Linked DNA regions of Homo sapiens: region 1 is linked to region 2. Evidence: chromatin contacts called from ENCODE Hi-C or POLR2A ChIA-PET data. All regions are on one chromosome and are shown on one strand. Each heading gives the region's core, a stretch centred on a gene start or an enhancer-like site at or near the end of the contact. The rest is flanking DNA. Distances are from core to core; before and after follow the strand shown.

Region 1 (4,504 bases), core at 1,380-3,879, 46 kb after region 2:
GATTAGAATTCTGGAATTGTGTGGTACCCTTTAGAAAGGCAATCAGGGCAAGTGTGAGATAGGTCAAGAGAGGGTAGACATATCAGTGGCAGGAATGTGGAAAAGAAACCACGCTAGACTGGAAGAAAGCTATGCGAAGCCAACCATAAGTAATTCTGATTTTAAAATTTCAAATAGAGTGTCTTTTAAAAAAGTAGTGCGTGTTTTAGGTATGCCCATTATTTTCTCACAGCACCTTCTTTTGGAACAATCTGCTCTGCCTAGATCAATCAAATTCTTGTTTTCTGAGGATGTGGATTCTACGGAAGATAGGAGACTGGGTCTGTCAGGTGTTAGCTCCTGGCACTGGAAAGTCATGTAGAGCAAGAAATAGTATCGTGGTAACCCAAAGTCCTGTGCAGGCTGAAATCACTGGGCAACAGTAACTAAGATCTTTGTAGAGGAAACTTCAGAGAGGAATGAAGCAAGAGATCATGAGATCTCAGAAGGAAGGAAGCACAGAGACAGGGAAGATTACTGCTGTGCTTTCCCATTTTTTGGTATTCTCCCAACATTGGGTTCTCTAAGACTCCACTGTATTCTTCCAGGAAATCTTCATATATTCAAAAGAGACTGAGGAGATTTCTGTTCCATGAAATGCAACAGTGCCTCACACACAGAGAGATGAAAGGAAGACAAACAAATTCAAAATCAAAAGGCCTCCATTCGAGTCCTAGCTCCATGTGACCGTGGGCAAGTTACATAACCTCTCTGATACACGTGCTGGGCATCTGTGAACTAAGGGTTAGGATATAGACTCCTCAGTGAGGCTACAGGGATTAAATGTGAAAATGGTCTGAAACTGTGCCTGTCATACAGTGAAACCCTCAAAAAACAGAATATAACTGAATAAAATAATGCACAAGTATAGCAATTTTAAAAAACTTTACCACAGTATTATGTTCAATTAAAACAGATTTTTGTGGAAAACATAGCTATTCTTTGAGATGCTACACATGTAATTCTATAATAAAGTAGGCACATGACACACAGAAAATCTCTCATCTAATGAGTGGCTTAACCCCACCGGAATGACACATACAAACGGACATAATCAAAAAGCCGGGGGTAAGATATAGGTATAGGGCCCAAGAAAAAAGATGGTATGTCTCAGGTTTTAAGTAGGGGTAGAAGGGCACTTTAAGTTCACTCTAGAGAGTTTTATTTCCTCTAACAACTAGGAGAGGTGGATCTTTCATTCATTTTAAACTCTTTTAGCACTACTCTCTGCAGGAATATGATGGGAAAGAACACATGATCACCATTCCTGACTCAGAGCCCCTGGAACAGGTCTGGTCACCACCACAATCACAGTTGCAGTGGACGGTGAAAAAGCACTTGGTGTGAAAATAAGATTTTAGGAGCTCACGATAGGATGGCAAATAGGGATACATTGTGATTTGAGGGTTTCACTTCTTTCTTTCCTACTTGGCCCATGATGAGGGAAACTAGATCTCAAGATTCAAGAATATGTTGAATCCTTATCTATTTAAATTTAGAGATTTAACCAAGAAGTCCCATTGTAAAAATAACTCCGGGGCTGAGATGTGGCGATCCAAATTCCTGAAAATTGTTAACCCCCAATAATTCTTACTGCCTTGAATTCCCCAGGAATGACAGTATATTTCTAATTTCCAGGTGTGCTGCGGCTAACTTAAACAAGATAAAACACCTTTCATGGTATTTAAAAACACCAGTGGGTTTTCTCCCTATAGTCTCCACTCCCAGCTCAGAGGACTGTAATCCTAAACTTGGAGCACCATCTTAGATAAGTGAAAGCGGAGTAGATAATTTTGAACTGGATCCATCTTGGAAATTTGATCGGAGTCTGAGAATACCGCCTAGGTTGTTCCTGCACTGCCGTCGGGAGCCAACGCACCTGGGCTCTTGCCAGTACTTGCTTTCTGCCCAGTCACCAGATGCATTCTGGGATGTTTCTGCCCACAAGCAAAACTTTGGCTTGTTTTTCTTCACAGCAACTAATGCCTCAGAAAATAAAAAATAAAAAAACAACAACAACAAAAAAAATAACTCTGGCTTTGCAGTTTCCCTGCTGCCTTTAAACCTGTAATGCTAAATGACGTGCCCACAATAAAATAAGAATAAGTGCTCTTTTCTCCTTTTAAAAATCACCAGTGGCTACAAGATCTTTGGCTAAATTGTCCAAAAGTCCAGGTGTTCTCTCTCTTGCTCTTTCTCTGATATATACACATGCATTTCGAGACAAACACCCTTATACACGGTTGTAAGACAGTTTCAACTTTATTTGACAGCTGTTTGCAAATTTAGCCCTGTTACTGAAGCATGCATTCACCAGCTGGCTGGTGACCATGGAAAACTAATAAATACTTAAAGAGGTCTCCAATCAGTGAGCAAAGAAGCTTAGATTGATACTATGACTTCTGAGTTTTGAGGCAATCACCAGTAACATAGAACAGGCCAATTCAGAGAGGACGTGCAAAGGGGAAGAAACCAAAAACACACAGGTTAGAACCAGCAATTGGCTGGATCTTTTCTCCCAGAGGGAGCTGTGTTCAAAGGCAATTCACCCACAGAGCCTGGATGTGTCACCAGCCAGGAGCTCTCGCTGGGCATTCTAAGCTTTGTTTCTGTTTCCTTGACTGCTATTTGTTTACTTCAAGGCTCATAAACTTGCCTCTTGATATTTTAACTCCCAATCCTGACAGTGACAAAATACCCCAAGAGATGGCTTGGCTAATAAAGATCACTAGATATAGGCTAAAATTAGGCAGGGTGGGGCTGTGAAAATAGGTATTACATTAACGTACTAAAGAGAATGTTGAAAATCCACATTCTTGTGCCATAATTAGAATAACATTGTAATATTCTGGCATCTATATTTTACTCGTAAAATATGAAAGCAGGTAAATATTAAGAATTTAATAAATATATACTTAATATAAAATGAAGGAATCTGAGGAACATGCTCCACCAAATTGAATTCTATGGAATTTTACTGTCTTGTGCATTAGTAATGTGTGTTCTATGGGAAAGGAAGGTTGTGGTTAGAAAATAATGTACTAGACATTTTTTTGTTTGCTTGTTTGTTTTACTGTGGGTCTTAGCAACACCTGTATTATATCGACATACACATCTTCATCGTTCCTTATACTCATTTAACCACAGAACCATTTTGGTGTATGTGGTGAAACTAGATTTTGCGTAAATCAATTTGGAATGTCTTCTACTGAACACATCTTAGGAAATGTTGATCTAAGGAAAAACGCAAAATAGATAAAAATTATGACTAGATCTTGAATAAATTCAATGTTTTAAACTGGTTCAACTATTCAATCGCTTAGAACTTTCTCATCCAAAGCAATGTGCTAGGCACTTAAGCCCTATCTGGAGGAATTCACAGCAAGAGACCCATATACCAAGCTTGCTCTTACTGCATGGTATTTGTATTTGCTGTTTCCTCTAACTGGAATGCTCCTCCTCATGGTCCTTACTTTATCTGGGTCACTTCTCCAGTGTTGCCTATAGAGAAGTCTTCCCTCATAACTTATCTAAAATAGCACTTCCATCACTCTCTAACTCTCTACCTTGCTTAATTTTTTTCAAAGTACCCAAAATGATTTTATGTATTTCCTTATATACTTATTGTTCATCTACTCTATTGAAACCTAGCCCTATCAAAGACATAACTGTTTTATTCAACCTTGTATCTTCAGCACTTAGTATAGTATGTGGCATTTAGTAGGTGCTTAATAATACTTGTCAAATGAATGAATGAATAAATAAATGAATGAAAATAATTCTAGGCCAGGCGGAATTACTGGTGGCACACATCTGTAATCCCAGCACTTTGGCAGGCCAAGTTCACTTGAGCCCAGGAGTTTGAGACCAGCTTAGGCAACATAGTGAGACCCTGTCTACACAAAAATGTTTTTAAAGAATTAGTCAGGCATGATGATGTATGCCTGTAGTCCCAGCTACTTGGGAGGCTGAAGCAGAAGGATCACTTGAGCCTAGGAGGTTGAGGTTTCAGGGAGCCATGATTGCACCACTGAACTCCAGCCTCAGTGACAGAGCAAGACCAACTCAGAAAAAGAGGAGAGGAGGGGAGAGGAGGAGACAGAGGTGAGAGAAGAGAGAAGAGAGGGGAGAGAGGAGGAGAGGAGGGGAGGGGAGAGGAGAGAGGAGACAGGAGAGGGGAGGGGGATAAGGGAGAGGGGAGGAGAGGAGACAGGAGAGGGGAGAGGGGAGGAGGGAAGAGGAGAGGAGGGAACAGAAAAGAATTCCATAAAAGTAACATAGGAGGAGCTAGAGGAATTTGGGTTGAGGCTGCTAAGAAAGGCTTTATGGAGAAGATGACATTTGAGCTTTGCATTGAATATGGGAAGGTTTCTGACATGGCGCAAATAGAATAAATAGTTTAGGATAAGAAAGAAAGCTTAAAGGCCCAGAAGTAGCCTTGAAAAAGTAACCTTTAGACAGGCAG
Region 2 (4,081 bases), core at 222-2,721:
AAAGTATACTTTTTTCTCTTACTTTTTATACTTTTTAGTATATTTTATACTTTTACTATAATGCAAATCTGAATCTAGTACTTCCCCTTGTGTTAAATCCTTAAAATCTCTTCTGTTGCTTTTTAATGTAAATTCTGGCCTCTCAAGCCCTATCCTCCTGCTTCTTATCCCATCTTTACCCATCAATTCCCCCTTCTCGTGCACACTCAATACCTTGGCAGGCATAATATGTAGTATCCTTTATTGTCCCTAGGTCTTTGAATATGCTGGTTGTTCTGGCTGAAATAACCCTCCTACTCATCTCTTACTCCACTTTCAGATATTCGGTAGATAGAAAGTTCTTTCTGAAATCATTTCTAGTAGTTACCAGAGTATGGCATTTAATCACATGCATTACAATTGGCCAATTTATCTGACATATCCTCAGTGGGCTCAAGGCTTCTCTAGGGTGAAGAGAGGATTTGCCTTGTTTATGGCTCTCCCCTCATTGCAAATTATTATTTACTGAATAATTATAGCACTTGTGATACCCTGCATTTCTGACTCTCACTACAAAGCTCCTTGAATATAAAATTATTTGATTTTGTTGTTATCTTTTCTGTATACTTTAGCTCTAATTCACCTGGAGATGCTTACTTTTTATTTCATTTGGCCAAATAGTTTGAAGGGAGGCAATGAAACCAGGGCTGAGCAGATAAATACTGAAGGAGGGTTAATGCATGAAGAGTGTGTGGGAAACACAATCTTGTCTTTCTTAAACAGTCAAATATTAGGTTGGTGCAAAAGTGATTACGGTTTTTGCCATTAAAAGTAGTGGCAAAAATCGCAATCACTTTTGCATCAACCTAATATATACAGTGCAAATGGGAAATGTATTTTACATTTTCTTTTAAAAAATCCCCCATTGTGAGTTGCTTTATTTTGGAAGCCAAATCTTGGTTTTGAGGCTCCATGTTGGCTTTTAAAATTGCTTTTGAAACTCTTATCTCTAAAATCAGTTTGGATTTGAGTTGATTCAAGTTCAGTTTACTGTTTCTGCCCCTTAAGCCTGGGGAACAACACTGGTTTCTTTTGCCTGATTCAAATGCCCATGTTGGTTGTTCTAGACATTCCTGGGCTGGGCAGGGCTGGTTAGCAGAGGTGCCATGCATTCCAAGTGTCCAGCAGTTGTTAAATCAAGTTTGGGTTTTTTTTTCTTCCTGCAGTACACTAAATGTATGGAATTATCCTCTCTTACAGTCAGCACACCTTTGTTGCTGTCACGTAAGTAGGCACAGTAAATATAAATGGAAAAGAATAAACTCCCTCTGTTGGGTCAACAGGTTTGTTCAGTAGAAATTAAGAGAAAGTTTTACCGCGTCAGCCAGCATCTGCTGCTGGAGAAGAAGTTGCTGTTTCTGCTCCATGATCTGCCTCTGTAGAGTCTGCTTCTTTCCCATCAATTGCTGATTCAACAGTGATTGCTGGGAGTTCATGTAACCACTTCCAGTGTTTGGATTTGAGCAGGGGTTAGGACTTGGACTGGGGCCTGTGTTCTGGCCTACCACAGAGTGTTGATCCTAAAGAAGAGAAAGGGGGAAGGAAAAGCTACTGTGAATTAAAAAAAGAAAAATGTAGCACAAAGATCATACACTCAGATTCCAAACATTTTTCATCTTATTAAAGATCAAACATGGTTAAATGGGTTGGAGATCAGAGAATCGCTTTTTAAATGTAGAAGAAATAATTGCATAACACAGCAACCAAAGCAGCTGGGTTAATGACATTAGGGCACTGGAAAAGCTCCCATGAGGACTCTGATTGTGGAACCTCCACATTCCAGAAGGTGTTTATGGAACCTCAAAGAAAACTACCATAAAAACATATGGCAAACCTCTCAATTTCTCAGGAATAAACATCATAACCTAACAAATCCTTCCTTTTCCCAAAGTTAGCATGTATCATTGCTGATCCTGCAATGAAAGTCATGTTTTAATTCACGTGTTTAAAAGTTGAAACTATTTTGGACAGAAGGCATTTTGCCTTACCCAGCTTTCTGTGACAGAAAGGCAGGAAGGCCTCTAAGTTTCTGTTTTATAAACTCAAACTTGGAAAGGACTTCACTTCTCAGGGCCTTGTAAATTTTGTTCCGCAGTCAACAATTCAGGTATCTCGGCGCAAGAATCTCAGTAAAAGAATACCCGACACACTGACAATGAGAAAATATTGATTAAAAACTCAACTGTATATCAAATAATATTGGGTATTGGTGAACTGCCTTTCTAATTTGAGGTCTCTACCAATTTTTTGGCATTGACAGATCAGGACTCTGCAAGACAGTAAGCTAAACCCAGTTGAATATTCTCATTAATTCCCAATGATGTATTTAGGATTGAGCTCTACACTAGTACACTAGTAGGGTTACAAGAAGACTAGAAAATATGGTTATCACCTTAGAGAATTTATCACCCAAGTGAGGGAGAAATGCTTACATGTATAAATATAAGAAAATGTAAAATCAAATTTTAGTTTACATGATATAAACACTAAGTCAAAAATTGTTATACTTTGATCAGAATGATCTGGGAATCAGCTTATAAGGCAGATGCCCTGGCCTTGTCCCAGGGATTCTGAGGCTATAGATCAGGGTACCTCCTTAGGTTATTCTGATACTCATTGGTCCAGGGAATATGCTTTGGGAAACACTGAATACATGGGAACAAAAGAAATCCAACTCTCTCTTTTTTTTTTTTAAGAGACAGAGTCTCACTCTATTACCCAGGCTGGAGTGCAGTGGCATAATCATGGCTCACTGCAGCTTCAACCTCCCAGGCTCAAGCAGTCCTCCCACTTCAGCCTCCTAAAGTGCCTGGGACCACAGGCGTGCGCCACCTGGCTAATTTTTAAATTTTTTTTAGAGACAGGGTGGCTAATTTTTAAATTTTTTTTAGAGACGGGGTCTTACTATGTTGCCCAGGCTGGTCTCAAAGTCAAGGGCTCAAGTGATCCTAGATCCTTGGCCTCCCACAGTGCTGGTATTACAGGCATGAAGCACTGTGCCCAGAAAAAAAAAAAAAAAATCCATCTGTCATTCACCAACTAAACTATGTAAGGTTACAAGACATAAAAACATTAAGCAGGGAGTTGGGTGCGGTGGCTCATGCCTGTAAACCTAGCACTTTGGGAGGCCGAGGCAGGTGGTTCACCTGAGGTCAGGAGTTTGAGACCAGCCTGGCCAACATGGTTAAACCCCATCTCTACTAAAATATGAAAATTAGTTGGGTGTGGTGGCACATGCCTGTAATCCCAATTACTTACTCAGGAGGCTGAGGCATGAGAATCACTTGAACCTAGGAGGCAGAGGTTGCAGCGACCCGAGATTGTGCCGCTGCACTCCAGCCTGGGTGACAGAGCAAGACTCTGTCTCAAAACAAAAACAAACAAACAAAAAACCACAAAGCAACTCCCATGATACCACATGAGTAGAGGTGGTAGGTACACTGTTTGTGGAAATTATCTTTTTTATTTCTTTCTCTTTCTTTAACTATGTGCCGAGCTGAAATAAATAAACAAGTAAGTAAGTAAGCCACAAGCCGAAAGCCTTGGCCTTGCTTTAGTAATCTCTGAGGCTACAGAGCTCACCAGCTGCCTCAAAAGCAAAGGGTTACAAAATAATTCTAAGGGCGACCATCCACTGAGGCTTATTATCAGCCAGTCACTGTGGTCCGTGCTTTACGTGATTTATCTCATTCACTCCTCCCAACAAAACAATGAGCAAGAACTTGTATTATTAACCCAACTTTGCAGATGAGAAACCTGAGCTCAGAGAGATCACATAGCTGTAAGTGGCCGAGGAGGATTTGAAGCCAGGTCTGTCTGACCCCACAACTCTAGTTCTCAATCAGTACACTTTACTGCCTGTCACGTGAGACAGGAAGCATTGAGAAGAAAGATTTTTGTACTTTAAACCTGGGCCAACCCATCAGTTCATGCAGCACTCTTCCCAGGGTTGAGCACCCTCAGGTCAGGAAGGTGGAAAGAAGTGTGTTGGAGAGAAGGACAGGGGAGTGAGGACAGGGTGGGGAGATCCTCTTCACTAGTT

The links. A loop is a pair of places that touch in the nucleus more often than their neighbours do. ChIA-PET counts read pairs that join two places held with the same protein, here RNA polymerase II (POLR2A). Pooled maps may share reads with other maps.
Region 1: a map of PC-9 shows a loop between it and region 2 (8-fold over the local background). The contact joins two enhancer-like sites. A Hi-C loop is called at or near these places in 3 of 168 maps with a recorded cell type or tissue (PC-9, astrocyte of the cerebellum and mesothelial cell of epicardium) and 2 of 50 pooled maps. POLR2A ChIA-PET finds 5 or more read pairs at or near these places in 3 of 52 experiments (OCI-LY7, Panc1 and activated CD4-positive, alpha-beta T cell).

What each region holds. Positions count from the first base shown.
Region 1 is chr11:96,035,147-96,039,650 of GRCh38, forward strand. All of the region lies in intron 2 of MAML2 (mastermind like transcriptional coactivator 2), which reads right to left. Among named protein-coding and RNA genes, the nearest start is that of MTMR2, 110 kb to the left of the region's middle. Within about 2 kb of position 2,630, at least 2 of the 41 ENCODE cell types and tissues checked have a DNase peak (open chromatin) inside an H3K27ac peak, as active enhancers do; they include PC-9, where a contact is called at or near this core.
Region 2 is chr11:95,990,165-95,994,245 of GRCh38, forward strand. It overlaps MAML2 (mastermind like transcriptional coactivator 2), which reads right to left. Exons shown (of 5, transcript NM_032427.4): 3 at 1,356-1,559. Among named protein-coding and RNA genes, the nearest start is that of MTMR2, 68 kb to the left of the region's middle. Within about 2 kb of position 1,472, at least 3 of the 41 ENCODE cell types and tissues checked have a DNase peak (open chromatin) inside an H3K27ac peak, as active enhancers do; they include PC-9, where a contact is called at or near this core.